Regions from separate parts of the Homo sapiens genome. Here region 1 is linked to region 2. A link is an interaction called in ENCODE POLR2A ChIA-PET data of the cell type or tissue named here. Cell type or tissue: MCF 10A. All regions are shown on one strand. Links, peaks and the distances in the headings refer to the core of each region. The heading gives the core; the rest is flanking DNA.

Evidence for each region. Peaks named below come from ENCODE experiments on the same cell type or tissue, not always from the same donor. Only the 100,000 strongest peaks of a DNase experiment are listed, where the experiment ranks them.
Region 1: POLR2A ChIA-PET joins it to region 2 with 7 read pairs; 1 of 35 experiments calls an interaction of 5 or more read pairs at or near these places.

The regions. Positions count from the first base shown.
Region 1 is chr20:47,802,908-47,818,391 of GRCh38, forward strand. No RefSeq gene overlaps it. Among named protein-coding and RNA genes, the nearest start is that of SULF2, 25 kb to the left of the region's middle. RefSeq lists enhancers at 587-1,541, 1,542-2,496, 6,117-6,698, 6,699-7,279. In MCF 10A, for the core only: no CTCF peak of the experiment used is centred there; DNase peaks (open chromatin) are centred at 6,934 and 7,624.
Region 2 is chr20:48,119,843-48,135,326 of GRCh38, forward strand. It overlaps LOC105372640 (a long non-coding RNA gene), which reads left to right and starts at 434. Exons shown (of 2, transcript XR_936803.2): 1 at 434-580; 2 at 1,027-6,972. RefSeq lists an enhancer at 6,132-7,017. In MCF 10A, for the core only: no CTCF peak of the experiment used is centred there; DNase peaks (open chromatin) are centred at 8,335 and 8,779.

The DNA of each region.
Region 1 (15,484 bases), core at 4,849-9,848, 320 kb before region 2:
GGGTGGGAGGGGCAGTGAAAAACAAGTACAGCCTGCCCCCGCAAGTACAGTCACATAGACATATGTGTGTATGTGTGCACATATACTTGAAATATCAAGTGGCTGGAGGGTTTACTTTAGACTGGGGGATGTGGAAGTCCTCTCTGAGATGCGCCCCCTTTGATCAGAGGCCTGAAGGAATTAAATGAGTCTTCCATGTGCACATCCAGGGGAGGAAGTTTCCAGGCAGATGGACCCGCATGTGCAAAGGCCCTGTGGTGGAGTGTGCTGGGGGTGTTCTAGGAGGGTCAGCATGGAGGGAACAAGGAGAAGAGCTCGAGCTGAGGTTATGGAGGGCCTCATGGGTCATGGCAAAGACATCTGGGTCATATTCTGAGATAGATGGGGTGGGGTTTGGCACAGAGGACTTTATGTATTTTGCCTTAATATTTTAAAAGGATCCCTCTGGCTGCCTGTGAGCATGGATTGTGCAGGATCAATGCAGGGAGTCGATGTAGGGAGACCAGCAAGGAGGTGATTGCCACAGTCAAGAAGGGATGATGGACGCCCAGGCCTCCGTATTCGGAGCGGTGTGGCCAGGCGATAGCATGGTAGCCATCATCACAAGCTAAAGCCAGCAGGTTTGGTAGATGGTTGGGATATGGAGGAATAAGAGAAAGAGAAGGGTTATGCTGACTCTAAGATTTGGCCTAATCGCCAGAAGGTTGTAGGTGCCTTTTTTTTTTTTTTTTTAAATGGGAGTGACCGGCTTGGAGGGAAGATAAGGGGCATCAGAAACCTGCACAAACCTGCAGGAGTGTGCACTGTGTGACCCTGATGCCCAAAGGTGACCCTGGGGCCAAGCAGTGTCTCCACCCTTAGTCTCTGGGGCCCCTGCCCACCTGCAGAAGGGACCCTAAACACTAACCTTTGATTTAAATCCAAAACATTCTTCCCTAACGTAAAGTTGCCCAGGGCAGTATTGGTTTCTCTTTTAAAGACGCCACCTGGATTCTATTCTAATGGTGGGGGTGCATATCTAGAAAGGATGGGCAGCCCCTGCGGGGAAAGAATGAATGGGGCCAGGTGCAGTGGCTCACACCTGTAATCCCAGCACTTTGGGAGGCCGAGGTGGGTGGATCACTTGAGGTCAAGAGTTCGAGACCAGCCTGGCCAACATGGTGAAACCCTGTCTCTACTAAAAAAATACAAAAATTAGCTGGGTGTGGTGGCACGCGCCCATAGTCCCAGATACTTGGGAGGCTGAGGCATGAGATTTGCTTGAACCTGGGAGTCAGAGGTTGCCGTTGTGGTAGGAGTTATTAAGAAATTATTTTAGGCAGATAGAAAGGAAAAGGGGTCCTTGGGAAGTTTTCGTTTGTTAAAGCATCTCCGGAAGTTTCTGTAAAGCCCGGGCTCTTAGAGCCAGGCGGGCAACCTTTGATATGCAAATGCCAGCCATTAGAAACTGGGTCGCGAGCCTTCTTGCCCTTTCCCGACCTGTTCCTGGCAACATGGCCGCCCCCACATATCCCCACGTGTGTAGAACATTGTGGCGCCCTGTATTTGCATATTAAAAGACTAGGGTGGGAGGGCCAGCTTTTTCATGGGCTACCATGAATGACATGCCTGGTCAAACCAATCCCCTGAGCCCTATGCAAATCAGACACCGCCCCCTCCAGCCTCTGTATATATACCTGGCTGGTATCCATGGCAGGTGGGGACCTCCTCTTTCGGCTTTGGAGCCCCCATTCCTCTGCCTCTGTACAAGGGAGCTTCTTCCTTCTCCCTTCCTTCTTGCCTATTAAACACTCCGCTCCTTAAAACCGCTCCATGTGTGTCCGTGTCATCTTACCTAATTTGACATGAGACAAGAACCCTCCTCCCCTCATCAGAACTGTATCACAGTGAGCCAAGAGGGAGCCACTGCACTCCAGTCTGGGTGACAGAGTGAACGTTCATCTCAAAAAAAAAAAAAAAAAAAAGAATTAATGGAAGAAGCCCGGCCTGGTGGCTCACACCTGTAATCCCAGCACTTTGGGAGGCTGAGGTGGTGGATCACTTGAGGTAAGGAGTTCAAGACAAGGCTGGCCAACATAGTGAAACTCTGTCTTTACTAAAAATACAAAAATTAGCCGGGCTACTCGGGAGGAAGGCTGAGGGAGGAGAATGGCTTGAACCAGGGAGGCAGAGGTTGCAGTGAGCCGAGATCGCACCACTGCACTCCATCCTGGGTGACATAGTGAGACTCTGTCTCAACAACAACAACAACAACAACAACAACAACAACAACAACAACAAGAATGAATGGAAGAAGATTCCATGAGTACCCAGAGTGCTGCAGTCCCATGCACGAGATTTAACGTGGCTGCCACCTGTCCAGATGGGTTTGTGGGAAAGCACTACATCTGTTTAAGGGAGTTTGAATGTTAAAGAGGGATGTTCATCGCAGAAAGGAAATTACTGAGTCTGCAAATATCATCAAGTGGGAGAAAGACGGATGGGACATTTATGGACATGTAGTTTGTCCCAGTGAAATAAAGCATCTTCAAACCTGTCTTTACTGGCATAGAAGTACTGCAGTGTCACCTAACAGAGCAGTTTACATCACAGTGGTGAGTTTCTGAAAAACAAAAAACAAAAGAGTGCTTTCCACCCATCTATCCAGCTTTCTAAAGCAACCGCAATAAAATATGTTTTTGTGCGATGGAATTTACAAAGCACCTACTAATCGCAGAACCCTGGGCTAAGGAGAAGAGTGAAGAAACAGAGCTCATCCTCAGTGGGCCCATGGCTGGTGGGAGAAACACACGGACATAAATGGCACGCAGGATGCAGTGGGTTGGTGCGGTGAGAAAGGTCGCAGGGTCCAGAGAACGGAGAGGGTCAGAGAAGTCTTTTTAGGAGGGATTGTATGTGAGTCAGCTTGCTATTGGCTGCAAGTGACTGAAACCCCTAATGAATCTGGCTTACGCAGTGAGGGAGTATGTTATCTCCCATAACAGAGGTGGACTTCAGGGTGGGTTGATTCAGTGGCTCTGCAACACCACCAGTCTCCCTCGCCTGTTGTGGGATGTCACAATGTGGCTGCCACCAGCAACTGGCACATGTCTTCTTGTCCAGGTGAAGCAGGAAATTTTACCCGACCCCTTCACAGGTGGGACCTGGAGTATCGGAAGCTGGAGCTACCCGGCCACTTCGGTGCCAGCAGGGCAAACTCCACTCACTGTTGTGCTCAACCCCTTGTGGGAGGGAGCATGTAGATGAGCGGGTTCAGGAGCTGCGGCGAGTGCCTTTGGGCGCTGGCAGGAGCAAACTCTGTGCTGGCCCCACAGCAGCGTCTAAGGGAGGGGGGTACCTGCAAACCCGGAAACCCCAGAGGACGGGCGTCACAGTGCTCTTTTAGCTTTGCTGTCCGCGGATGGCTTAAGTGTTAAACAGCTCAGTGGGCCCTCTGCCTTTTTGCATGAGGTTGTTTCTCTCCACCAGCGAGAGCAGACGGTCAGTGTGACAGCCTTTAGTGTCCACACCTGTGGCACCTGAGCTCTTATTTTGCATCCAGGAAAAATCAGGTCGCATGAACGAATTGGACGGTGGTGAATATGGAGGATTTTATTGCCGATGAAAGGGGAGATGGAAAAGGGATAGAGCGGGAAGATAATCTTTCCCCGCTGGGGAACATTCTCTTCATCCTCTTCGAAGCAACACTGTCAAGCCGTCCCTCTGAAGTCAAGCTGCTTCTCTCCAACGTCCAGCTACTTCTCCTCTTCTCTGCTGGAGAAGCCTGGGGTTTTTATGGCACAGGATGGGGGGTGGGGCGTGTCATGTGTGGTTTTGGAAAGGCAACATTCAAGTCAGAAAACAGGAATCCGTGTTCTCACTTCGGGCCATGGTTCCAGGTTTGAGGGTAGGACCCTTGCTGGGGACCGCCCTCTTCTGCCCAGAGTTTCTCTGCCTCCTGTCCCTATCACAGGTCCCCTGGCATTGAGAGAGAAATCACTCCTTCAAGTGTGGGATGTACTCCTTGTCTTCAGTACAATTGGCCATCTTGGCCCATGTGTCCCTTCCGGGACCACTGACAATCACCAGGAGATTGCTGAATGTAGTAACTGTAGACTAATTGGGATGACCCTGAAGCTGAGGACCACGTCAGCATCCCCTGAACCAAGGGGCTGCATGGGGAACAGGTAGACACCAGGACAAAGTCAGGCTTCTGTCAGGAGGAGGAACGTGAAGAAGGATATTGGTTAGGCAGCCGTCTGAGCAGGGCTTTGGTGGAGTGGTGTGCTTTTAGACTAGCAGAGATGACAACAATTACTTTTTGCGTGCTACTCACTGAAATTAGAGCTTTCAATGCAGAGTAGAATCTTCTCTGTGCAACTCCCTTAACTCACTCCCCTGATGCTTCCAAGCCCTCCGTTCCTCTGTAAGTAGAGGGACAAGCCCACAGCTTGGGGCTATCTGCCACTCTCTGAAATGCCCATCGTGTTCTCTGCCTGCTGAAATTCAGGGGTTTGTTTCCAAACCTGTTTACTCTGGATATACCTGGCATTGCAATTGCAAAACTTAGTAAACATAGCAAACGGATAATTAGGAGGGGAAAAAGAAAGGGAGTTGCTGTTTTTATGAACACCAAGTTGAATTGTCTGGAAAGATCTCTTAAGGGCAAAAAGCTGAAAAAGAGATCAGAAAAATATTGAGAACTGCCCAGTAATTGCCCAATATAATAGTCATTGCTGCAGGCAGGGCACCATGGCTCATGCCTGTAATCCCAGAACTTTGGGAGGCTGAGGCCAGAGGATCACTTGAGCCCAGGAATTCAAGACCAGCTTGGGCAATGTAGGGAGATTCTGTCTCTACTTAAAAAAAAAAAAAAAATTAGCTGGGTGTGGTATGCACAACCGTAGTCCCAACTACTTGGGAGGCTGAGATGGGAAGATTTCTTGAGCCTGGGGATTCGAGGCTGCAGTGAGCTATGAATGTGCCACTATACTCCAGCCTGGGTGGGAGAGCCTGTAATCTCAGCACTTTGGGAGGCTGAGGGGAGCAGATCACTTGAGAGGTCAGGAGTTTGAGACCAGCCTTGCCAACATGGTGAAACCCCAACTCTACTAATAATCCAAAAAAAATTAGCCAGATATGGTGGCACCCACCTGTAGCTCCAGCTACTTAGGAGGCTGAGGCATGAGAATCGCATGAACCTAGGAGGCAGAGGTTGCAGTGAGCCGAGATCGTGCCACTGCACTCCAGCCTGGGCAACAAAGAGACTCTGTCTCAAAAAAAAAAAAAAGGGTTGAAAGAAATAGTCATTGCTGCATGTGACTACTGAGCACATTAAATGTGGCTGATGTGACTGGACGTGGTGGCTCACACCTGCAATCTCAGTACTTTGGGAGGCCGAGATGAGAGAATAGCTTGAGGCCAAGAGTTTGAGACCAGCCTGGTCAACATAGCAGGACCCCCATCTCTAATTTTATTTAATTTTATTTATTTATTTATTTTGAGACTGAGTTTCTCTCTTGTTGCCCAGGCTGGAGAGCAATGGCATGATAGCGGCTCACCACAACCTCCGCCTCCGGGTTCAAGTGATTCTCCTGCCTCAGCCTCCCAAGTAGCTGGGATTACAGGCATGTGCCACCACACCCAGCTAATTTTTTGTATTTTTATTTTTTTTTTAGTAGAGACAGGGTTTCTCCATGTTGGTCAGGCTGCTCTCGAATTCACAACCTCAGGTGATCAGCCTGCCTCAGCCTCCCAAAGTGCTGGGATTACAGGCTTGAGCCACCGCGCCCGGCCTCCATCTCTAACTTAAAAAATATTTTTTAAAAATGTGGCTGATGTGACTGAGAAGTTGAATTTTTAATTTTGTTCAATTTTAATTAATTTAAATGATTAAAAACTGATATGTGATTCAGTTATTGGAAAGCTTTTAAATATGTTTGGGGATAGTTGTTTATGTGAATCTACTTTTTCAGCTGTCAAATTTCTAAAATCGAAATAGAAGTCAAGTATATCTGATAAACATGGAGGTGCACTGGAAGGGTAAAACTCACACCAGAGTTTGAAGACTTAGAATGAAAAATGTAAATGACCTTCATTTTTACATTTATTGTATGTTGAAATAATATTTTAGGTATGTTGGGTTAAATAAAATATATCATTGAAATTAATTTATTCTGTTTCTTTTTAGTTTTTTTTTCCTAATGCGGTTACTGAAACATTTTAAATTATGTTTGTGATTCACATTCTATTTCTACTGGACAATGCTGGTGTGGAAGGATCCTGCACCCGGATTGCGTGGCAAGTGTTTTCATACCCTCATTCCACTTCAAAGAAGCCAAAACTGAACATTGTAGAATTATATAAAGAACAAAGACAATGGGAGAATCCAACAGCAGGCCCACATTATGAAGAAAGTCATTAGCCCTGGCATGAAAATATTCGTCAATTATAGGAGAGTTGCATGTTTTCTTTTAACTGTATAAAGCTGTGAGTGTAAACGGGTTTTTTTTTTTTTTGGATTCCCCACCCACTTTAGCATATTTAGCTTTCTTAATGAGCCCGCTGCTGGTCCCAGCTGTGCTGGGTTTTCTGGACAGTTTCTCCTGGTTTTATGGCAGCCCTTGGAGGTCAGGGCAGTTATGACGATTCTCACTCTGGAGCTGGGGAAACAGGCTCAGGGAGGGCGCGCGACAGGCTGAGGGTCCCACAGGCAGTGAGCAGAGAAATAAGGAGCGGCCAGCGGGGGTGCCAGCCTCTGTGCCCTGGGATTCTCTTCTGCATTTTGTGTTCATCGCCTGGCCCTGGTGGCTGTACCTTCCTTCCCCTCCATGGGCCACAGCTCTGGCTCTCATAAGAGGATGGCCCTGGGGCTCCTGGATCTGCCTTGCCTCAACAGAGAGCTGGTTGTGTCTGGAGTGCAGGTGTCCGGAAGCCCAGCTCCCTGCCCTGAGGCAGGACAAGGAGTGGCTGTGACTCACACCCTGGGCTGGATTCCCCTGCAGGGTGGGCTGAAGCCTGCCTCCCTCCCTAAGGGGCTTGGCTTAAGGCCGCACCCTGGCCCGGCTTCCTGCTCTTCCTGATCCCCTCTCCCTACCCCTTTCTCGTCTTCTCTGGTGCAGATCCTAGATCCAGTCCTTGCATGAAGGTCCTCCTCTCAGGATCTGCTTCAACGGTACCTGACATAAAATAGGTGCATGGGACGGTGGGAGAGGAGCATTCAGAAACACGCTGGGGCTCCATACTGCATGCTTTTCAGACACTGGGGCGCTGGGAATGCACCCCTTGTTGCAAACCTCACCTTCAATTCCTGCCCCATGTAAAGCCTTAGGGAACCCCCACTCAGCGGACCCCTTCCCAGATGGGTCCAGTCCAGCATCCCCTCTGCCCTCGGAGGTTCCCAGCACTCTTGGGGGAAGAATAGTCTGAGAGATGCTGTCCTGCTTGGAGAGTAGCCCAGCCTCTGCCGGTGGTTTCTCGAAGCCCTGCTCTTTGTCTTGGGCCAAAGTGTCTCCTCCTGCTAATTCCCTCCTAGAAATCTCCTTTCGAATGTCCCTCTTTCATGTTAGGGTGGTGACTGGTGGCTTTCATAGAGATTTCCACACTCTCTTTAGAACAAATTGGTTCCAACACTTCTAACTGTGGGAATGCAGCCAAAATTCTGAGAGCCCTGGAAAAGTCTGGTTCACTGGATTCACTGTCTCAGAAGAGGACTTTTTCCTGGAAAGAGGCATCTGGAGCAATATTGGTATCAGGGCTGTCACTGAGGCCCCTTTTCTGTCAAGAGCACCATCAGTGGGCAGTGGTCAGTGGTGTGGGCCTGGTGCTGGCCAGGGGTCCTGGAAGTGGCTCCGCTGTCCTGCAGCCATGGGCCCAGGGAGCATTGATTCTGCCCAGCCCGGCTCTGTTCATCTGTGAGCTGAATCCCAATAGCATCGTTGAGCTCAGTGAGGATTAAGCAAGTTCATGCACCCGGAGAGCTCAGAACTGCAGTCCCCGGCCCGCAGTAAGTGCTGTGTGTGTCAGCCCATCGTCGTCCGCTGGTGCCGGTCAGGGTCACAGATGAGCCTTGTCAAAATGCAGCCCGGGATCAGGGCTTTGGGCTTAGGAAGTGAGATTTCTGTAGGAGCGCTTTGAGATTTAGCCTGTAATGAGCAGCTTTGCTTCTAATCGCTCTTGAGAGACAAGCCATCAAACATTGGTTATCCCTAAACTGAGAGCAGAAAGGGCTGAGGGGAGGAACAATGGCCCTGGCTCCCCCTGCCATGCACCCACTCTGCCAGCTGATGACAGACGCAGACGGATGGAGGACGTTCCAAAGTCGAGGCTCAGGGCTGCTGCCTTTTCTCCTTCTGCTTCTTAATTTAAAAAAATTTATCCTAGAGTCTCCGTTACTATAGATTCCCTGACAGTCTGCTGTGGGCTAATCTTCAGGATAAAGCATCACCTTTTTTGAGTGTTTTTCTCCTTCAGGTTTTTCTCTTTTATCTTGAAACCAGGAAGAAACCTATGCTCTCATTCAATGCTGGAAAATGCATCCCTTGCTCATTTTTAAACCTTTTCATCTTCCCTTCATTTTCTGCCTAAATGTCTCAATTGTGTTTATCTTTCTCTTTCAGGGATGGCAGATGCTTAAGTACATGCAGGCTGTGAAGTGAGTTGTAAATAAGATATTGTTATTAGGACTATCCCTGATAAGAAAGGCATGTCCTCTGCACCTCTAATCCTGGGCCACTGCTATGCATCCCCACTTAGATGACCGACTGCAGTCGCTCAGAGCAATTGTAGAGGATGGCAAGGAATCAACCTATTTGGATGAAGACGTTTTGTGGGCGGGCAGAGAAGAAAACTCTTGAGAGAAGGAAGCATTGCCAGGGGCATGGGAGCCTACAACTGCTGGTGCCTCAGTCCCATCTTTGACCAATTCATTCAACAAACATTTATCAAGGAATGTCTTTGTGCCAGACCCCATCCTAGGCATGGGGCATGCAAGAAGGACAGGTCCCTGTACCCATGGAACCCCCGTGCAGGAAGCAAAACAGGAAATGAACAATTAAACAAATACACAGTGTAATTTCAGATCATACTAAATGGTGGAAAATAAAGTGTGTTGATGTGATAGCAAGGGACTGGGGACTAGGGAGCGTCCGGGATTGCTGTCTGTTAGGAGATCATATTTGAGTTGAGACTCGAATGCAGAGAAGGAATCTACTGAGCGAAAACTAGTGGAAGAAGCACTTCTGTTCAACATAGCAGTGGAACTCCTAGTCAGAGCAATTAGGCAAGAACAATAAATAAAAGGCATCCAAATTGGAAAGGAAGAAGTAAAATTATCTCTGTACTCAAGTGACATGATCTTATATGCAGAAAACCCTAAAGATTCTACAAATCCCCCTGTTAGAACTAATAAGTGGATTTGACAAGTTGCAGGATATAAAATCAATGTGCAAAAATCAGTGAATATGAACAATTCAGAAAGAAAATTAAGAAAACAATTCAATTTACTATAGCATCAAAAAGAATAAAAGACAGGAATAAATTTGAAGAGGCAGAAGATTTGTACCAAAAACTATAAAAAACTATAAAAATTGCTGAAAAATTAAAGCAGACACAAATAAATGCAGACACCAGATGATGCTCATGAATCAGAGGACTTAATACTGGTAAAATGCCCTTACCTTCCAAAGCGATCTATAGATTCAATGCAACCCCTATCAAAATTCTAATTTTTTTGTGGAAATAGAAAAATTTATACTAAAATTCATATGGAACCTCAAGGCACCTCAAATAGCCAAAACAATCTTGAAAAAGAAGAATGGTTAGAGACATCACACTTCCTGATTTCAAAACTTACTGCAAAGCTACAGTAATCAAAACAGTATCATACTGACATAAAGATAGGTGTGTAGACCAAGGGAACAGTACAGACAGCCCAGAATTAAACCCTCACATGTAGGGCAGATGATCTTCGACAAAGATGCTAAGACCGCTCAATGGAGAAAGAACAGTCCCTTCAACAAATGGTGTTGCAAAAACTGTATATCTACATACAAAAGAACCTTTTATCATATATAAAAATTAACTCAAAATGGATAAAAAACCTAAACACAAACCTAAAACTGTAAAACTCCTAGAATAAAACATAAGAGAGAAGCTTCATGACATTGGATTTGGCAACGATTTATTGAATGTGAAACTAAAAGTGTAGACAGCAAAAGAAAAAATAGATACATTGGACTACAGCAATATTAAACACTTTGCATCTAAAGACACAGCAGAGTGAAAGGTAACCTATGAAATGGGAGAAAATGTTTGAAATATATATAAGGGGCTAATATCCAGGATATTAAAAACAAACTCCTACAACTCAACAACAAAAAAAGAAATAACCCTATTATAAAATGAGCAAAGGACTTGAATAAAGATTTCTCCAAAGAAGATATACAGATGGCCCATAAACACAAGAAAAGATGCTCAGCACCACTAATCATTAGAAAAATGCAAACCCAAACCACAATGAGATACCATCTCATGCTCATTAGGATGTCTACTATCAAGAAAACAGAAACTAACAAGTGTTGGTGTCGGTGTGGAAAAACTGGAACCCTTGTGCACTATTGATGGAAATGTCAATTGTATACCCCTATGGCTATACCCTATGGAATTATACCATAGGGGTATACCATGGGGGTATAATTGTATACCATAGGGGTTACCATGGGGGTATAATTGTATACTATAGGGGTATACCATGGGGGTATAATTGTATACCCATATGGAAAACAGTATGGCTGTTCCTCGGAACATTAAACATATAATTACCATGTGGTCCAGCGATTCCTTTCTGGGTATATACCCCAAAAAATTGAAAGCAAGGACTTGAAGAGGTATCTGTACACACAGGCTCATAGCAGTATTATTTACAATGTCCAAAAGACGGAAGCAATCCACGTGTCCATTGACAGATGAATAGATAAAGAAAATGTGGTATATCCCTACGATGGAATATTACTCAGCCTTAGAAAGGAAGGAGATTCTGACACATGCTGCAACACGGATGAAGCTTGAGGACTTTATGCTGAACGAAATAAGCCAGTCACAAAAGGACAAATACGGTATGATTCCACTTATAGGAGGTACCTAGAGTAGTCAGATTATAAAGACAAGGTGGAATGGTGACCGCCAAGGGCTGAGGGGAAGGAGAATGGAGTCGTATTTAACGGATACAGAGTTTCAGTTTTGCCAGATGAAAAGTTCTGTTGAGGGATGGTGGTGATCGTAGCACAATGGTGTGAATGTAGTTAATGCCACTGAGCTGTACACTTAGAAATGGTTAAGGTGGTTAATTTATGTGTGTAATTTACCACAGTTAGGAAAAATGATCAGAAGAGAGTTCCATGCTTAGGGAACAGCAAATGCGGAGGCCCTGTGGGTAGGAATGAGCTTGGCAGATTTGAGACAAAGGAGTCCTGTGCTCTGGGAGCAAAGTGAATCAGGTGGGGGAGTGGAAAGAGGTGTGACCACAAGGACAGACAGGGGACAGAACAGGCTGGATCTTCTGAGTTTGCATTTGATATCAGAGATGTGAAATCTGAGATTCACAACAAAGATCCCCAGTAACTTGCCCAAGGTGAAATAGTCAGTAGGTGGCAGTGGCAGGGAGTCCAAGTGGTTCCCTAACAGATTAGCTGTTTCCCCTTCTTCCTTAGTAATAGAACTACTGCTGACTATCAGTTGTGCCTATGGTCACCCAGAGTCATGACTACCTTTCCCAGCCCCTTTGCAGCTAAGCATGGCAAGGGAACTTAGTCCTAGACAGTGGGAAAGTAGGCAAAATCATCATGTGCAACTTTAAGGGTGTGTCCTTAAAGACAGAGGTATTCTCTTCTTTATCTTTTGTGCTTTCCTGCTATCTGGAATGTCAGTGTGATGGTTGGAGTTTGGCAGCCATCTTAGACCCATGAAGCAAGGGAGAGTGACATGACAGATGGGAGAGTGTGGCCGACATTGGACTTGGGAGTTGGGAGGGCTCCTGAGGTGGTGTCACTTGACCTGCCTTGTCTGATGAGGAGGAGCCAGTGGAGGGTGGGCATATTTAAGTAAGGTCACTCCTGGTAGAAGGATCTGAGGTGGGACAAGCTGGGAGTAAGAGGGGGTGGTGGTTGGACACAGCAGGGAGGCTGGAGGGACTGAGGGCAGGTGTGAGGGGAGCTTGGGCAGAGACAGGAGCTGAGAGGGGGCAGGGCCTGGCCCATCAGTCCCGTGATGGGGACACTGGAAGGTTGTGGTCAGAGAGCTGCCCAGGGCTGATTCAGCATGAGAAGGATCCTTCTAACTGCTGTGTGGGGAAGGGGCTGCTCATGACCAGGACGGGAGGCCAGGGCAAGGCTGGGGAGCCATTCAGGGTCAGCAGATGCTGGAAGATGGAATGGGAAGCACATGTTCTGTAGAGTATAGAGTGGAACCACCTGCGGGATGATGGGCCAGCACCTGCCCTGGACTCAGGGACATCTGTGGCTGATGATTGTGATAAAGATGGGGGATGACCTCAGAGCTCCCTTCCCAGCCTGCGTTTCTGCAGGGAAATGTCAAATCCAGGGAATGGAATTGATCCCAGCATAAAAAACACATGACACTGTGGAGCCAGGAAGGAAGGTCATGAGAATGTTATCAGATGCCATATAATACTCAATATAAAACCAATCAATAATAATCAGAAGTAATCAATATAAAGCCAATAATCAATATAAAATTCAACGCAACCGTAATGAGGGTGATGATGCCTAACATTTTAAACCCTTGCATCCCATGGGCAGATGGTGTACTGAGCACTTTACTGGTATTTTCTGCCTTAACTTGTCTGATAATCCTATGTAACAGGAACTATCATTATCCTCAGTTTATAGAGGAGGAGACTCAGGCACAGAGAGGTTTAAATAACCTGCCCAAGGTCACACAGCTAGTAAGTGGTAGGCAGTGGGCTGGGATTTGAACCCAGAGAACCTGCCTCCCATGCAGGTGTTGTGTGCAAATTTGGCTCAGCCAATTGGATTCTCTTGTCTAGATCCAGGAGGTCTTCACCTTTCTGGATATCTGGCTCACTTGCATCCTGTGATTGTGCCCCCCCAGAGTGAGGGGGTGCATCAGGGCTGAGGATGCTGGTTTGAGTCTTTGAGCAGCATGTGAGACAAACCGAGCAGCAGATGTGGCCAGGTGGGAAAGCCGACACCTCCTGGACTCTCGAAGGCTGAACTGGAGACCCAGGGACAGGGACGGGAGGGTCCCATGGGAGTCCCCAACTCTTATCATCATTTCCGTGTTCATTTGTTCTTGGGAGAGGGGACATCAGAGCCTCCTTCCCCCATTAGAATTTTTGCTCCAAGAAGGGGTTTTTGTTTGATGTGTGTCTCTAGTGCCTTGGGCAGTTCCTGGCTCAATATGTATAGAAATATTATTGTAATAAAGATGAGGGCAGCGACCTTATCTGTCCCTTTCAACCCAGCACCTAGCAGAGTACCTGGCATGTGGTAGGACTCAATAAATATTTGTAGAATGAATGAATGGATGAATGAATGAGTGACATCTCTCAATCCTTCCCCATACCTGCCTCCTCTGTCTTCAGGACCCTTTCCTCCTCATCTCATTCCAACATCCCTGTTTTGGGGCTTTCTTGGGTGGATTTGGGGCCCCATTGTGCTCCCCCAGTGCCTGTTTTAACAGCCTCCCTCCTGCCAAGATGACAAATGTCTCTCAGCCCTGGAAGCTGAGGCTGCCTCCACTGTGAAGCTGATACCACTGTTGGAAGATGCTTCCTCCCACATTGGCACTGCTCTGCTGTGCCCCGGGGTTGCGGCACCTCCTCTGACTGGCCCTTCACTTCAGTCACACTCCTGGAAACAAGTTCCCAGGCAGACCCCGTCCCCAAAGTCTAGGATTCAATTGTCTGCTTATACCAGTGCTAAAAACAGCATGATTTCCCCCAACTCAGCTGCACCTGTGCAGACAAGAATAAGACAGCATATTTTTAGCAGGTAACAGACTGCACACATGCAGGCTATAATTAGCATTTCATTCAAAGGGAGGAGTTTCCCATCCAATGCAAGAGTGACTGACCACGGGGTCTTCTCACTGCAGCCTCTGTCTCAGGTGCCTGGTGCAGGAAGGAGCCAGCAGCACTGAGGGAGACCCTGGGGTTCCCTGGGCACCCAGGAAAGGGGTGGGGCCTTTTTGGATATTGCTCCCGTCACTGCTCATACCTTTCTCTCTGGCCTGTCCAGAGCCTTGGTCCTGCCCAGACCCTAGTGCTGTCCTCCTGTGAGGATGACCTGGCCAGGCCATGTGATGAAGGTGCCCTGTCAGGTTGGTGTGGGGCTTGCAGGTCCTCTGTCCTGCACTCAAGCTGCCCCATGGGGGACAGGGACAGGGCTGGGGTTACCCAGCTGTGGCAGAGACTGCTGGATGACCTCAGCATCCCTCCTGGTAGCAGTGAGCCTAGCTGCCTGGAATAAAGACTGCATTTCCCAGGCCTCCTTGTGACCAAAACATGGCCAGTGGGGTGTGAACATTGTCTTTTTTTCCTTCTCTTTGGATGGGAGAAAACAGGGTACAGATGTCTGGGATGAAGCAGAAGGCAACGGTCTCAAAAATCCGAGGATAAAGATAGAAGGAGGTGGGGCCTCAGTTTCCTCTGCTGTAAAATGGAAGAGTAATTATGTCTATGTTCTGTGGTTTCTGTAAGTTAAGATTCTTTCAGCTGCTAAGTGAAGAAAAATTAAACCCCAATGGTCTAAGGCAAAGGTGGATTTATTGGCTCAGGTAACTGGAAAAAAAATATTCAAGAAAGAGGCTGACTCAGGCATGACTGTTTATCCATAGCCTGGGGGACCTGACTTGCCTGAGTTACCCGTGGCTGTTATTTTCCCCGTAAATTTGTTCATGTGACCAGCAATTCCGGCTTGAAAGGACCATAGAATCTTATTGTAACCCCAGTGTTTAAATCCTGAGCGCACGGGATGTCCAAAATCATCATCGTCACGATTTCTGCCATTCACAGAGCTGACATTTTTCCTGCTCCTCCCAGCTCTTTTTTCTGGCCTCTGCTAAGGTCGAATTCTCCACTCTGCATCTCACAGCTGCCCTTCTTGCTTCTGCAAGGGTCCCTCCATCCAACCACATCGTGGGCTTCTTCTTCTGCTTTTCACATCTCCAAGTTCCACATCCCCAAGTAGCTAATAGAGACACATTTTACTGAACATTTTGGAGCAACCCAGGAGTGTGATTTCATCCATGCCCCGGTCCTTTGGCCATTTCTGCCAACTCTAACATCAGTGTATGTTGCTTAGCAACTCCATTTTTGTTTTTATTAAGAAACTTTAATTCAAAAGGAAAACTCTATCACCAGAGTAAATAGAAAACCAGCATCTTTTCCATGCAAAAGGATGATGACTGTAGAACTAAAAGCAATAAACCTAAACAGAAGGGCTTCATTCTGCAGGAAGCCCGGGGC
Region 2 (15,484 bases), core at 6,625-11,624:
CCGTGATTCAGGGTCCTTGTGATATTCACTGAGGCTGTAACATAATTGTTGAAAGAACAGGAGCGGGAGGGGAGATGGAGTCGGAGAGGCAGGCAGAGGTCAGATCACATGGGGCCTGTAGGCCAAGGCGGAGGAAGAAACAGGTGACATAGGACTCAAGGACCCCACCTGCTCCCAGGCGAAGGGAGTTTGCTGTGGGTGCCCCTCCCTGTCTGTGTGTCCAGTGTATTCATATTCTTCATACCTTGCCCATATTGGACAAATACTTTTTTCTATTCAATATTTAGAAGACATTGCATTAAATAGCAAGATGGCAGGTGAACATCAGGAAGGAACATTAGGAACATCCACGGCGTTCCATCCAGGAACCTTCACCGTGGAAACTCTTGTGCTCATGGGCGTGGTCTCAAGACACAGTCAGCTGTTGGGGATCAGAGGCGACACTCATTGTAGCAGAGAGGCAGGACCAACTGGGAGAGGGTCCTTCTGTGACAACTATTGCATCACCGGGCTGTGTGAAGTGACTCAGCTGCCAGAACTCACACAATATCATTCTACACCAAACCTCACGGGAAAAATGGTAAGTTTAAAGTTTTTTCATTAATAGCAACTCTCAGATTAATCTCTGTCCTCCATCGCTTCTCCATGAAACAACTTTTTATAGCTTTGGTTGGGTCTATTTTTCCATTTATTTTTTATTTTACTAACTGATTTAAAGATATATATTTTGTGTGTGTGATTTTGTCTCTGTCAGCCAGGATAATCATGTTTTAATTCCTATTATTATTATTACCAACATCCTTTAGTTTTTTTAGCTTTTCAATTCCTAAGGGTATTAATCAGGATCTTTCTGTCTCGTGAGATGGAAAACAAATCCAAACTGTGTAAGAGGAAAAAGAATGCACTGATCACTAGCATTGAGAAGTTCCCAAGCTTAGCTTGCTTGGGGTACAGCTACGTCTACCATTTCCAGGGTCATCCTGTAACTCTCTCTCTCTACTTCCCCAACTTTGGCTCCATGTTTAGCTCCACGACCCTCAGACTTAAACAGCAGCACTGGCTCCTCCCCAGATCTCCAGCTCCCTGACCCTCAAACTCCAACTCCAACACCAGCTCTGCCCCAGGTCTCCAGCTCCACAATCCTCAAACTACAACAGCAGCACCAGCTCCCCTGGGGATCTCCAGCTCAATGACTCTCAGACTTGGGAGGCAGCTCCAGCTCCCACCAAGCCTCCAGCTCCACAACCTTCAAACTAGAACAGCAGCACCAGCTACTCCCTGGGTCTCCAGCTCCCTCAAAATTCAACTATAGCACTGGCTGTTCCCCAGCGCCACCAGCTCCACAACCCTCAACTTACACGGTGGTAGCACCAGCTCCTCCCTAGGTCTCCAGCTACACGACCGTCAAACTTGAACTGCAACACCAGCTCCTCTTCGGCCTCCAGCTCCACAATCCTCCAACAACAACAGCAACACCGGCTCCTCCCTGAATCTCCAGCTCAACAACCCTCAGACTTGAGAGGCAGCACCGGCACCTCCCCAAGGCTCCAGCTCCATGACCCTCAGATTTGAACAGCGGTAGCACCAGCTCCTGTCCAGGTCTCCAGCTTCATGATCCTTAAACTAGAACAGCAGCACCACCACCTCCCTAGGTTTCCAGCTCCACGACCCTAAGACATGAATGGCAGGACCGGGTTCCCCGCTAGGGCTCCAGCTCCAAGACCCACAGATATAAACGGCAGCACCGGCTCTTCCTGGGATCTCCAGCTCCACAGCCTTCAAACACGATCAGCAGCACCAGCTCCCCTCTGGTTCTCCAGCTCCACAATCCTCAGACATGAACAGCAGCACAGGCTCCTCCTTGGGTCTCCAGCTTCTCTACCCTCAGACTAGAACAGCAACACTTGTTCCTCCCTGGGTCTCCAGCTCTTACAAGTCTCAGACTTGAAAGGCAGCACTGGCTCCTCAGAAAGTTTCTGGCTCCAAGCTGGTGCTGCTGTCCTAGTTTGAAGGTCATGGAGCTGGAGACCCGGGGAGGAACCATTTGAACAGCAGCACTGGCCCCTCCCCGGGTCTCAGGCTCCACGACCCTCAGACTTAAAAAGCCGTAGTACGGGCTTCTCCCTGGGTCTCCATCTCTACAACCCTCAGACATGAACAGCAGCAGCACCGCCCCCTCCCCCTGTCTCCAGTTCCACGAACCTCAAACTACAACAGCAGTACCGGCCTCTCCCCAGGTCTCCAGATCCACGACCCTCAAAATAGAATGGCATCACCGGCTCCTCCCTGGGTCTCCAGCTCCCAAACTCTCAAACTTCAATTGACACACCGGACCCTCCCCACAGTTAAACAGCAGCACGGGCTGTTCCCCAAAGCTCCAGATCCACGACCCTCTGACTTAAAGGGCGATAGCACCAACTCCTCCCTAAGTCTCCAGTTCCACGACCCTCAAACTACACAGCAGCACCGGCTCCTCCTTGGGTCTCCAGCTTCACTACACTCAGACTAGAATAGCAACACCGGTTCCTCCCTGGAACTCCAGCTCAATGACTCTCAGACTTGAAAGGCAGCACCAGCTCCTCAAAAAGGTTCTGGCTCCAAGACCCTCGAACTAGAATAGCAGCAGCTGCTGCATCTTGGGTCTCCAGCTCCACAACCCTCAAAGTAGAAAAGCAGCCCTGGCTCCTCCCCGAGTCTCCAACTCCTCAAGTCTGAGGGTTGTAGAGCTGGAGACCCGGGGAGGAGTCAGTGCTGCTGTTCTAGTTTGAGGGTCATGGATCTGGAGACCCAGGGTGGAGCCGGTGCTGCTGTTCTAGTGTGAGGGTCATGGAGCTGGAAGACCCCGGGAGGAGCTGCTGCTGCTGTTCTAGTGTGAGGGTCATGGAGCTGGAAGACCCCGGGAGGAGCTGCTGCTGCTGTCCTAGTTTGAAGGTCATGGAGCTGGAGACCCCGGAATGAGCCATTTGAACAGCAGCACTGGCCCCTCCCCAGGTCTCAGGCTCCACGACCCTCAGACTTAAAAAGCCGTAGTACGGGCTTCTCCCTGGGTCTCCAGCTCTACAACCCTCAGACATGAACAGCAGCACCGGCTCCTCCCCCTGTCTCCAGTTCCACGAACCTCAAACTACAACAGCAGTACCGGCCTCTCCCCAGGTCTCCAGATCCATGACCCTCAAAATAGAATGGCATCATCAGCTCCTCCCTGGGTCTCCAGCTCCCAAACCCTCAAACTTCAACTAACACAGCAGATCCTCCCCACAGTTAAACAGCAGCACGGGCTGTTCCCCAAAGCTCCAGATACACGACCCTCAGTAGCACTGGCTCCTCCCAAGGTCTCCAGTTCCATGACCCTCAAACTACACAGCAGCACCGGCTCCTCCCCAGGTCTATAGCTCCACCACCCTCACACTAGACATCAAGACTACCTCCTTCCCGCTCTCCAGCTACACGACCCTCAAACTTGAACAGCAGCAGCAGCTCCTCCCTAGATTTCCAGCTCCATGACCCTAAACCTGCAACAGCAGCACCAGCTCCTCCCTGTACCTCAAGCCCCATGACCCTCTGACTTGATCAACAGCAACAGCAGCTCCCTCCCTGGTCTCCAGCTCCACAACCTTCAGCCTTAAACAGCAGCAGCACCAGCTCCTCCCTGGGTCTCCAGCTCCACAACCCTCAGACTAGAACCGCACCCCTCCTCCCTGAGTCTCCAGCTCCATGACCGTCAAACTACAACAGCAACACAGGTTCCTGTCTGGATCTCCAGCTCAGCAACTCTCAGATGAGGCAGCACCGGCAACTCACCAAGGCTCCAGCTCCACAACCCTCAGATTTGAATAATGGTAGCACCAGCTCCTGTCCAGATCTCCAGCTTCATGATCCTTAAACTAGAACAGCAGCACCGCTGCCTCCCTGGGTTTCCAGCTCCACGACCCTAAGACATGAATGGCAGAACCGGCTTCCCACAAGGGTTCCAGCTCCAGGACCCACAGATTTAAATGGCAGCACTGGCTCTTCCCAGGATTTCCAGCTCCACTACCCTCAAACTAGAAGAGGAGCACCGGCTCCTCCCTGGGTCTCCAGCTCCCAAACCCTCAGACATCACCTGACACACTGGATCCTCCCCACAGTTACATAGCAGCACGGGCTGTCCCCGAAAACTCGAGATCCACAACCCTCTGACTTCAATGGCGGTAGTACTGGTTCCTCCCTAGGTCTCCAGTTCCATGACCCTCAAACTACACAGCAGCACCAGCTCCTCCCCAGGTCTACAGCTCCACCACCCTCACACTAGACACCAGGACTACCTCCTCCCCGCTCTCCAGCTACACGACCCGCAGATTTGAACAGCAGCAGCGTCTCCTCCCTGTACCTCAAGCCCCATAACCCTCATATATGAACAACAGCAATACCAGCTAATGCCTAGGGCTCCAGCTCCAGGATCCACAGATTTAAACTGCAGCACCAGCTCGTCCAAGGATCTCCAGCTCCACCACCCTCAGACTAGAACAAGACCTCTACTCCCTGGGTCGCGAGCTTCCGGACCCTCGAACTATGAAAACATTGCTCCTCCCTGGGTCCGCAGCTCCACGACCCTCAAACCAGATCAAGATCTCTCCTCCCTGTGTCGTCAGCTTCCTGACCCTTGAACTATGACAACATTGCTCCTCCCTGGGTCAGCAGCTCCACAACCCTCAAACCAGATCAAGATCTCTCCTCCCTGGGTCGCCAGCTTCCTGACCCTCGAACAACAGAAACATTACTCCTCCCTGGGTCAGCAGCTCCATGATCCTCAAACTAGAATGAGACCTCTCCTCCCTGCGTCGCCAGCTTCTGGACCCTTGAACTATGAAAATATTGCTCCTCCCTGGGTCGGGAGCTCCATGACCCTCAAACTAGAACAAGACCTCTCCTCCCTAGGTCTGCAGCTTCCAGTCCCTCAAATAACAACATTGCTCCTCCCTGGATCTGCAGCTCCACGACCCTCAGACTAGAACACGATCTGTCCTCCCTGGGTCACCAGCTTCCGAACCTTCGAACTAAAACAACATTGCTCCTCCCTGGGTCTGCAGCTCCACGACCCTCAAACTAGAAAAAGACCTCTCCTCACTGTGTCGCCAGCTTCTGGACCCTCGAACTACAAAAACATTGCTCCTGCCTGGGTCTGCAGCTCCACGACCCTCAATCCAGATCAAGATCTCTCCTCCCTGTGTCATCAGCTTCCTGACCCTCGAACTATGACAGCATTGCTCCTCCCTGGGCGCACCCTCAAACTAGAACAAGACCTCTCCACCCTGCGTCGCCAGTTTCCGGAGCCTCAAACTAAAACAACCTTGCTCCTCCCTGGGTCTGCAGCTCCACAACCCTCAAACTAGAACCAGACCTCTCCTCCCTGTGTTGCCAGCTTCCTGACCCTTGAACTATGGAAACATGGCTCCTCCCTAGGTCTGCAGCTCCACGACCCTCAAACTAAAACAAGATCTCTCCTCCCTGGGTCTGCAGCTCCACGACCCTCAAACTAAAACAAGATCTCTCCTCCCTGTGTCATCAGCTTCCAGTCCCTCAAATAACAACATTGCTCCTCCCTGGGTCTGCAGCTCCACGACCCTCAAACTAAAACAAGACCTCTCCTCTCTAGGTCTGCAGCTTCCAGTCCCTCAAATAACAACATTGCTCCTCCCTGGATCTGCAGCTCCATGACTCTCAGACTACAACAAGATCTCTCCTCCCTGGGTCACCAGCTTCCGGACCCTCGAACTACGAAAACATTGCTCCTCCCTGGGTCTCCAGCTCCATGACCCTCAAACTAAAACAAGATCTCTCCTCCCTGTGTCATCAGCTTCCAGTCCCTCAAATAACAACATTGCTCCTCCCTGGGTCTGCAGCTCCACGACCCTTAAACTAGAACAAGACCTCTCCTCACTGTGTCGCCAGCTTCCGGACCCTTGAACTATGAAAACATTGCTCCTCCCTGGGTCCGCAGCTCCACGACCCTCAAACTAAAACAAGATCTCTCCTCCCTAGGTCTGCAGCTTCCAGTCCCTCAAATAACAACATTGCTCCTCCCTGGATCTGCAGCTCCACGACCCTCAGACTAGAACAAGACCTCTCCTCCCTGAGTCACCAGCTTCCGAACCTTCGAACTAAAACAACATTGCTCCTCCCTGGGTCCGCAGCTCCATGACCCTCAAACTAGAACAAGACCTCTCCTCCCTAGGTCTGCAGCTTCCAGTCCCCAAATAACAACATTGCTCCTCCCTGGATCTGCAGCTCCACGACCCTCAGACTAGAACAAGATCTCTCCTCCCTGGGTCACCAGCTTCCGGACCCTGGAACTACAAAAACATTGCTCCTCCCTGGGTCTGCAGCTCCACAACCCTCAAACTAAAACAAGATCTCTCCTCCCTGTGTTGCCAGCTTCCGGACCCTCGAACTATGACAACATTGCTCCTCCCTGGGTCTGCAGCTCCACGACCCTCAAAGCAGATCAAGATCTCTCCTTCCTGTGTCATCAGCTTCCTGACCCTTGAACTATGACAACATTGCTCCTCCCTGGGTCTGCAGCTCCATGACTCTCAAACTAGAACAGCAGCACCAGCTCCTTCCTGGACCTCCAGGTCAATGACTCTCAGACTTCAAAGGCAGCAGCAGCTCCACCCCCAGGCTCCAGCTCTAAAACCCTCAGATGTGAGCAGTGGCAGCACCAGCTCCTTTCTGCGTCTCCGGCTTCATGATCCTTAAATTAGAACAGCAGCGCCATCTTCTCCCTGCGTCTCCAGCTCCAGGAACCTCAAACTGCAACAGGAGCACCTGTTCCTCTGGGATTTTCACCTCCACGACCCTGAGGTGTCAGTGGCAGCACTGGCTCCTCCCCTGGGCTGCAGCTCCAGAACCCTCAAGAATAATCCCTTCTCATGAAATGTAGCAGTCAGGAAAACTGCAGAGGAAGTAAATAAATAAATGTTTTCTTTCAAACTGATGTTTCTTTTATATTCACACAAGTCAGGAAACTTTTCTACTTTCCATCAACCTTACAATCTACTTATATTCAATTGTAAGGTGGAAATCCACCATTTGAAATAACCTTTAAAAACTTAGTAACTCTCTTTTACTATGATTTTATCTCACAGCTCTAGAAACGATCTTTCACTTTGCCTGTGCAGAAGTCTTGTGAACATTCAAACTAGAATTTACTTGGTTGAGATTCTAGAATACACGTTATCCCCAGATGTTCCTGCCCTCCTTAAAATCTTCTAACATGTTCCCCTCACCCGAGCATAAATGCCAGGTCCTATCCACAGCCCACAGTGCCCAGCACGGCCCTGCCCTCTGCCCTGACCTTATGGTCTCCCCTCTGCTGTTACTTTCCTCCCAGACAGGCCTCTGTCACTTCCTGAAACCACACAGGCTCAGGCCTGACTCCGGGCCTTTGCCCCTGCTGTGCCCCCTGCGTGGAGCGCCTTTGCCCGGCTCCCCATCCTCCTCTCCACCCGCTCAGCTCCAGCCTGCTGGCTGCCCCTCAGTCCCCGCCCCTCAGCGGGGAGGACATCCAGAACACACGATGTCCTCCCCGCTAGGCCTTTGCACATGCTGTTCTCTGTGCCTGAAACCCCTCCCCCCTCACCATCTGCGTTCACTTTTCTAATTTCCATTCATCCTTGGAGTCTCCACTGAAATATCGCCCCCCCGCCTGCCCCCACCACTTGGACTTAACCTTGCTTAGGTTGAAAACCCCCATCTCCTGAGTCCAGGAAGCTAGATGCTGTCCTGGCACTTGGAACTTTCCCATCACAGCGTTTTGCGCACTCGTAATTTATTCTATTAGGTTGGTGCAGAAGTCATCGCAGTTTTTGTCATTACTTTCAATGAACTGCAGCGCCGGCTCCTCCCCACTTTTGATTGCCATTACCTTTACTGGCAAAAAAGTGCTGGAATTACTGCTGCACCAACCTAATAGAATAATTTATATTTATTGATCCATCATATGTCTTCCCCTCTAGAAAATAAGCTCCATAAGAATAGTGACCAAATCTACTCCAATCACTCCAGCTTCCTTGCACATTGTCAATAATTATTTACCGACTGACTGATAGAGAAATATCTTCATTGTTGCTGGGATGAGCCACATAACATGACACGCCCCTTTGAAAGTCAATGTCATGGACAGTTAGCATTTGCTTTTCACTCCTGCACCCGTGGCTTGGCTGGGCTTAGGCTGATCTAGTCTGGGCTTGACTCCAGGCTGAGGGTTGGAACCCTGCGTGCTCCACATGCCTCTCATCCTGCAGCTGGAGCCAAAGTTCCCTGGGGCACGCTCGTCTCGTGGGAAAAATCAAGAGCATTAGAGGGCAGGCCTGGCAGTGCCGACACATTCCAGGCTTCTGCCTGTGCCGTGTCTACGAACATCTCATTGGCATAAGCAATTCACCCAGACACGAGCAATACCTCCATCTCAAAAGATAGGAAAAGAAAATACCAGTGTTTTTAGGAAAGAAAATACCAGTGTTTTTAGGAAAAGACTGGGGGGTGGGGTGCAGATCTGGGCATTACGTATTCCAATTTCCTATTGTAGAAAATGGGAGCTAATCAAAGGCTTGGCTTCAATGCTTCCAGTTTAGGATCAAAGCCAAAACAACGAAATAGGGGCAATTCAAAGGAACACCCTCTTTACACCTGTTATTTTTATAAGAAATGAAAACCTTTCTTAGGAGACCTGTCACAATCCTCTTCGGTCTTTTGGGCCAGAATGAGTCATAGGGAAGTCCTCACTGTAAAGGGAGCTGGGAAGTATCTGGCAAAGGTGACTGGCATAGCCAAGGCTGGTTTTGACCAATTGTGATCCATTTCCATTTTGCCTAGAAAAAAATCCTGTTAGCAAGTAGGGTGGGGACAGCTGTTGGGTGAGCAAACATCAGCACCTCCTACTTTATCTTCTTCCACCGCCAGCATCCAATCCAGGGGACAGCCTGTTGTTCCCTCCCTCAGATGCCTCCTCTATTGGTCAGCTTGTTTTCTTCCTATGCCTGGTACCTTCATTGGCATTGCACCTTCTCTAGCCTGGACCATAATTGCCCTTAATACCCTACCTCCTGTCCTTTCTCTTTCAAAAGACTGACAGATACCTGATCTCTCAAGTACAATTCTAACTTGATTACTCCAGCACCCAACTATCTTTGATAACTCTGTCTCATCTGCCAAGTTATATACAAACCTTCTCAGGGTGAAAACCAAGGCCTTCCATAATATGATCATTGGTAAGGGAGAAAAAAAAAAAAAACAGTCCTGTTTGCATCTAGACTATGGAGGGAACTGAGAAACACAACCCTCCAGGCCATGATGCTCCTGAGTCGACATGAACCACACTCAAAGAATATGAACTCGTTCAGACAAGGCCACAAGTTGACTGTGTTTAGAGGTAGGCAGGGATAAGACCACTCTGCAGCCACAGAAATGACTGAACATGCCCCTTTTCTAACATGAGTGACAGCTGCCTCTTTACCAGTGACAACTCTAGCCTGCTTCAAGCTTCCCACTCCTGAGATAAAGTATTTAAGATACGCAATCACCAAGTTGCCCTCACTTCTTGACCTTGCCTCCTTAATCCCTTTTTGGAACCATTCTGTAGAAGCCTAGGTCCTCTAAAAAGCACTGCCCCTTCCCCCTTACTGAGATGCCCCCAGGTGGCCATGGGCGTGGGAATCTCCCTGACTGCAGCAAGCTAAATAAACTGACTGTGACTGCAGGGAAGTTCCTGGCAGTCTTAGGTGGGTGGGCTTTAACATCATGATCTAACTTTACAACTTTACAACTGTTCCCCAATAGCTTCTTTATAGTTCAGACTTTTTTTTTTTTTTCACAATCACACTTAATTCTGAACAAGTTGCTGGATCCAGCTGCTATTTTGCAAGAAATACACAGGACAGAGACAGGAATGTGCTGACTGCACCATAAATTCGGATTCGCCAAAATCCAGACTGTGAAAATCTTTATAGGTCACAGGGTTCAGGCACTGTGACAAAGAAGTTTTAAGAAAAAGACAGGCATGGAAGGGAAATCTGGAAATTTAAGAGACTTACCAAGATTTACCAAATGGGTAACGTGAACTATGCTGTCTAGGGAGCCACATGGGGGTGATTAAGCCATGCAGATTGTAGGGAGGTTGTTGACTATGAGAATCAGCATGAGGGTTACTTTTGGAGGGAGGAAGGGACAGACTGTGATTGGGATGCAGCCGTGAAGGGGACTCTGGCCAGGTGCTCTTTCTTGACTTAGTCTTGGTGATAAGAATATTTGTGTATAATATCTCACTAAGCTATACATTTTTGTGTTTTTTTTGTACCTGTGTTTGATTTTAAAATAAAAAGGCTAAAAAGAATATCCTTGAACAGTTTCATTTCTGTACATAGGAGTCTATAGACAAGGGAAGCAAGAAGTCAAGTTAGGGAGCTGTCAGCAAACCAGGAGAAGGATGATGGGGCTTAACCCACGATGACAGCGGCAGAGACCAGGAGTTGCATTCAGATTCCAATGTTTTGGAAGAAAGAACCAACAGGAGCCTCTGACACATTGAATTGAACATGGGAGAAGAAGGAGAAGCAATGTTATACTGTCACCTCTTTCTGACTTTATTGTGAACCTGGTGAACATAATGGCCAATCAAAGACATTGGAGTGGATGAGATGAAGGTTTCACAAAAGTACTAAAGAAAAAGCTATTGTCTATGGGCAGATGACACTAGTCCAGGGAGGAAAAAAACGGTAGCGAGTAGATGTTCTTTTCCACCAAAAGGTATCGTGCCTATCGTGGAAGCTCCTGGTAGACATTTGCTGGAAACAGCATAGCCCAGAGACATTGGAATAAATTTGAGATGTCTTGAAACTATAATACCCAAATCTGACTATCTGTTCAGTGCTGAAATCTGACTATCTGTCATATTTGGGTATTATAGTGTCATAAGTGAGTGTCATAAAATGAGTTAGGAGTGTTTCTTCTGCCTGTATTTTCTGAAGGTGCTTACGATCGATGTTATTTCTTAAGGAGGGCTGAGATTGTCAGCCCAACACTTCAGATATGCATTGCCCTTGGGGCAATGCCCTTGATGGGGCATCAAGACCCCGTGTCTATTTCACTTCCGAAATTCAAGATAAACAAGGCAGCCTTTTGTTGGAGCTCATTGCCCATTTGTTGAATTGAATAATCCATCTCTCCTCCTTAAAAAAGTCAAGTTCATAAAATAAGGAAGCAAGACTTCTAAATATTTTATGGGAAAAGATTGTCAATAACCAACTCTTTTACATTATTTTTATAGGTCACACTTAAATTGGCAAAATAGCAACGTGCAGGTATGTGTCTTATGAACGTCTGCTTTTTAGCAATGAGAATCCTATTTTCCTACTGGCTTTTGTTATTATTTCTGACACGTCTAACTTAGTTTTTGCTCTCTTACTAGCTATAGGGTTTTCTCACTCTGTTGCTCAGGCTGGAGTTCAGTGCCACAATCACAGCTGCCTGTCACCTTGAACTCCTGGGCTCAAGCAGTCCTCCCACCTCAACCTACCAAGTGCCTGTAGTAGCTACAGGCATGCACCACCACTCCTGGTTAATTTTTTTGTTTTTAAAAATAGAATTGGGGGTTTAGCCATGTTGCCCAGGTTGGTCTCGAACTCCCATCCTCAAGTGATCCTCCTGCCTCGGCCTCCCAAAGTGCTAGGATAACAGATATGAATCACCACACCCAGCCTGTGGTAATACAATTTTTAAGCCGACATTTTCCTGGACTAAAGGAGCTGTTGAAGTCTAGACTCCTAGGAAAATCCTGATGTCCTGCTTATAAATAGACATCCTATTTGAGCTGAGTTATTTTGCAGAAAGGCTGCCTGCAGCTTTAAATGGGCTCCCCAACCTCAGATTCTGGGAAGTTGGCAGCCAGCTGCACTAGGAGTGAGTTATGATGTCAGCTTTCCAGAATTCCTAATGAACTCCAGAGCAAAAAATGCTGTTGCTCTGCCTCCCCCAAGTCACATTTCTAGTTGATTAACGAGCAAAGGAGTAGAAAAATCTATAGCTTTGGAGAAGGAGGAAGAGTGAAATAATTTCTCCTCTAAGAAACCACAGTGCCCCGATTATTTTATTTGTTAAGAAAAAGGAATTTCATTTTCTATTTATTTCCTCCTTTAAATCTAGATTCAGACCCCCGCTTCCCCCTTCCCAGTCATAAAAAGCAGGTTTGGCTCTATACCCCTCCCTTTACCTTCATCCCTGCTTATTTGGTCCAAGATAGAAAATCCAGCCCTGCCCTTTTGGGGGCAGTTGTCTTAGCTCTTTGAGGTCTGTTTAAAATCTCATCTAGCATACATAAAATAGATCTGCAACCCTCCATTAAAAGTCATGGCCTCCTGGCTGCAAAGAGATACATCCGGGTGAAAGTTGTGGTTGGTTATGTCCAGCTCAGCCCTTCTGTGGCCCTGCCCCAGCATGGGCTGAACATCTTCCCACCAGCTGGGACATCCAGGGCAGCTGATCTTTTAGGGGAAAATCACTCTGCACAATTACCCTGCTCCATATCCCACCTTCTGTAAGGCTGCTTAGGCTAATTAAAAGTCATGCTTCTTTGGAGAAATGTCTATTGAAATCCTTAGCCATTTTTTAATTGGGTTATTAGGGATTTTTTGCTATAAAGTTGTAGGAGTTCCTTATATATTTTGGAAATTATCCCTTATCAGATACATAGTTTGCAAATATTTTCTCTCATTCTGTAGGCTACCTTTTTACTCTACTGATTGTTTCCTTCGCTGTGCGGAAGCTGTTTAGTTTGGCATCGTACTTGTCTATTTTTGCTTTAGTTGCCCATGCTTTTGGTGTTGTATCCATGAAATCACTGCCAAGACCAATGTCATGAAATTTTCCCCTATGCTTTCCTCTAGGAGCTTTATAGTTTTAGATCTTACATTTAAGGCTTTAATCCATTTTTAGGTGATGTTTGTAAATGGTGTAAGACAAAGATAAGGATCTAATTTCATTCTTTTGCATATGTATATCCAATTTTCCCACCACTATTTATTGAAGAGGCTATCCTTTCCCTATTGTGTATTCTTGGCACCCATGTTGAAAATCATCCTACCATATATTTGGGTATTTATTTCTGGGCCCTCTATTATAATTCCATTCATCTATAGGTCTGTCTTTATGCCAGTACCATACTGTTTTAATGACTATAACTTTGTAATATATTTTGTGATCAGGAAATGTTATGCCTCTGGTTTTGTTCTTGTTTTTCAAGATTATTTTGGGTATTCTGGGTCTTTTGTGGTTCCATATAAATTTCTGAATTTTTTTGTATTTCTGTAAAAATAAAATTCCATGTGATTTTGATAGGGATTACTTTGAATCTGTAGAATGCTTAGGGTAGTAGGGACACTTTAACAGAATTAAGTCTTCCAATCCATGAACATGAGACATCTCTCCATTTGTTTGTGTCTTCTTTAATTTTTCTCATCAATATTTTGTAGTTTTCAGTGTACAGATCTTTCACTTCCTTAGTTAAGTTTGTTCCTAAGTATTTTTTTAATGCTATTGTAAACTGGATTGATTTTCTAATTTCCTTTTCAGATAGTTTGTTGTGAGTATATAGAAACACAATTGATTTTTGTATGTTGACTTTGTATCCTGCAACTTTACTGAATTTGTTTATTAATTCTAACAGGTTTTTTTTAAGAGTTTTTAGGGTTTTCCATATATAAGATCATGCCATCTGCAAAAGGGAAAGCTTAACTTCTTCTTTTCCAATTTAGATGCCTTTTATGTCTTTTTCTTGACTTGTTGTGTTGGCTAGGACTTCCAGTACTATGTTGAATAGAAGTGGTAAGAGTAAGCATCCTTGTCTTTTTCCTGTTCTTCCTGGAAAAGCTTTCAGTTTTTTACCATTGAGTGTAATGTTAACTGTGGGCTTTTCATATATGGCCTTTATTATGTTGAGTTAATAATTTTTCTCTATGCCTAGTTTTTGAGTGTTTTTATGATAAAAGAGTGTTGAGTTTCATGAAATGCTCTTTTTGTATCACTTGACATGATCACGAGATTTTTCTCCTTCATTCTGTTAATGTGGTGTCTCACATACAATAGCTATATGAAAAGATGCTCAGCATCCCTAATCATCAGGTGAATGCAAACTAAAACCAAAATGAGATATCACCACACATCATTTTTTAGGATGTCTATTATCAAAAAATCAAAAGACAACAAGTGAGAATGTGCAGAAATTGGAACCCTGCTACACTGTTGGTGGGAATGCAAAATGGTGCAGCTACTATGGAAAAATGCATAAAGGCTCCTCAAAAAAACTAAAAGTAGGACTATCATATGAACCAGCAATCTCATTTCTGGGTATTTATTCAAAAGAACTGCAATTAGGACCTTGAAGAGATCTCAGCACTGCCATCTTCATCGCAACATCGTTCACAGTAGCCAAGATGTGAAATCAATCTTGATTGATGGATGAATGGATTTTTAAAATGTGATGTAATATATACATATAATAAAATATTATTCAGCCTTAAAAAAAAAGAAATCTTGCAATCTATGACAACATGGATGACCCTTGAAAGCATTATGCTAAGTGAAAAAGGCCAGTCACAGAAGGACAAATACTACATGATTTCATTTATATGAGGTATCAAAAATAGGCAAACTCATTGAAGCAGAGAGTAGAATGGTGGTTGCCAGAGGCTTGGGGGGAGGGTGAAAGGGAAACTTTCTAATCAACAGGTGTAACATTACACTTAAGCAAGATGAATAAGTTCTAGAGATCTGCTGCCTGACATTGTGCCTATAGAGAGCAATACTGTATTGCACACGTAAAAGTCTCTACAAGGGTAGATCTCATATTAAATGTTCTTACCACAATTTAAAAAATAAGAAATTGAAATATGGTCCCTTCAATAGAGGCCTTGGGATATTTTCTAGACACAACCCACAGTCTTCTTCAGGAATTAACTTAGCACTTGTGGCCATCATATCCTCTTCCCCTTAGTTTTCCTAGTAATATGTGGTTTGTTTACATATTTTACCCAGATTTAATAAAGATATTCAATCATAACAGTGTTTTTTAAAGTCAATCTGTGTGCAATTTTAATTAGGATTTGCATCAGGCTGGGCAAAGCTTTGAGAGGGAGAGGAAACTGAGAGCTGGGCATTCATAGGGTGGGGGTAGCAGGGAGGGCGGGGGGCCAGTTACTGATAACTTCCCTGCCATACACAGACTGTGGAGGACAACAGACACGTGTCCGCATTCCGAAAAACAGAGGAGCTGGGAAGTTGGGAGTCCCATTTGGCTGGTTGGCTCAAGTCTCCATTAGCTGGGGTTTCTGGAATTTTCCCTCACTGCAGCTTTGATGGTGGGGGTCTGCACACCCCACCCCATTAACAACAAGAAAGACCCCGAGTCTCAGGCTCCCATCCACCCCTGGCCTGAGGAGTCACGCCCTCGGAA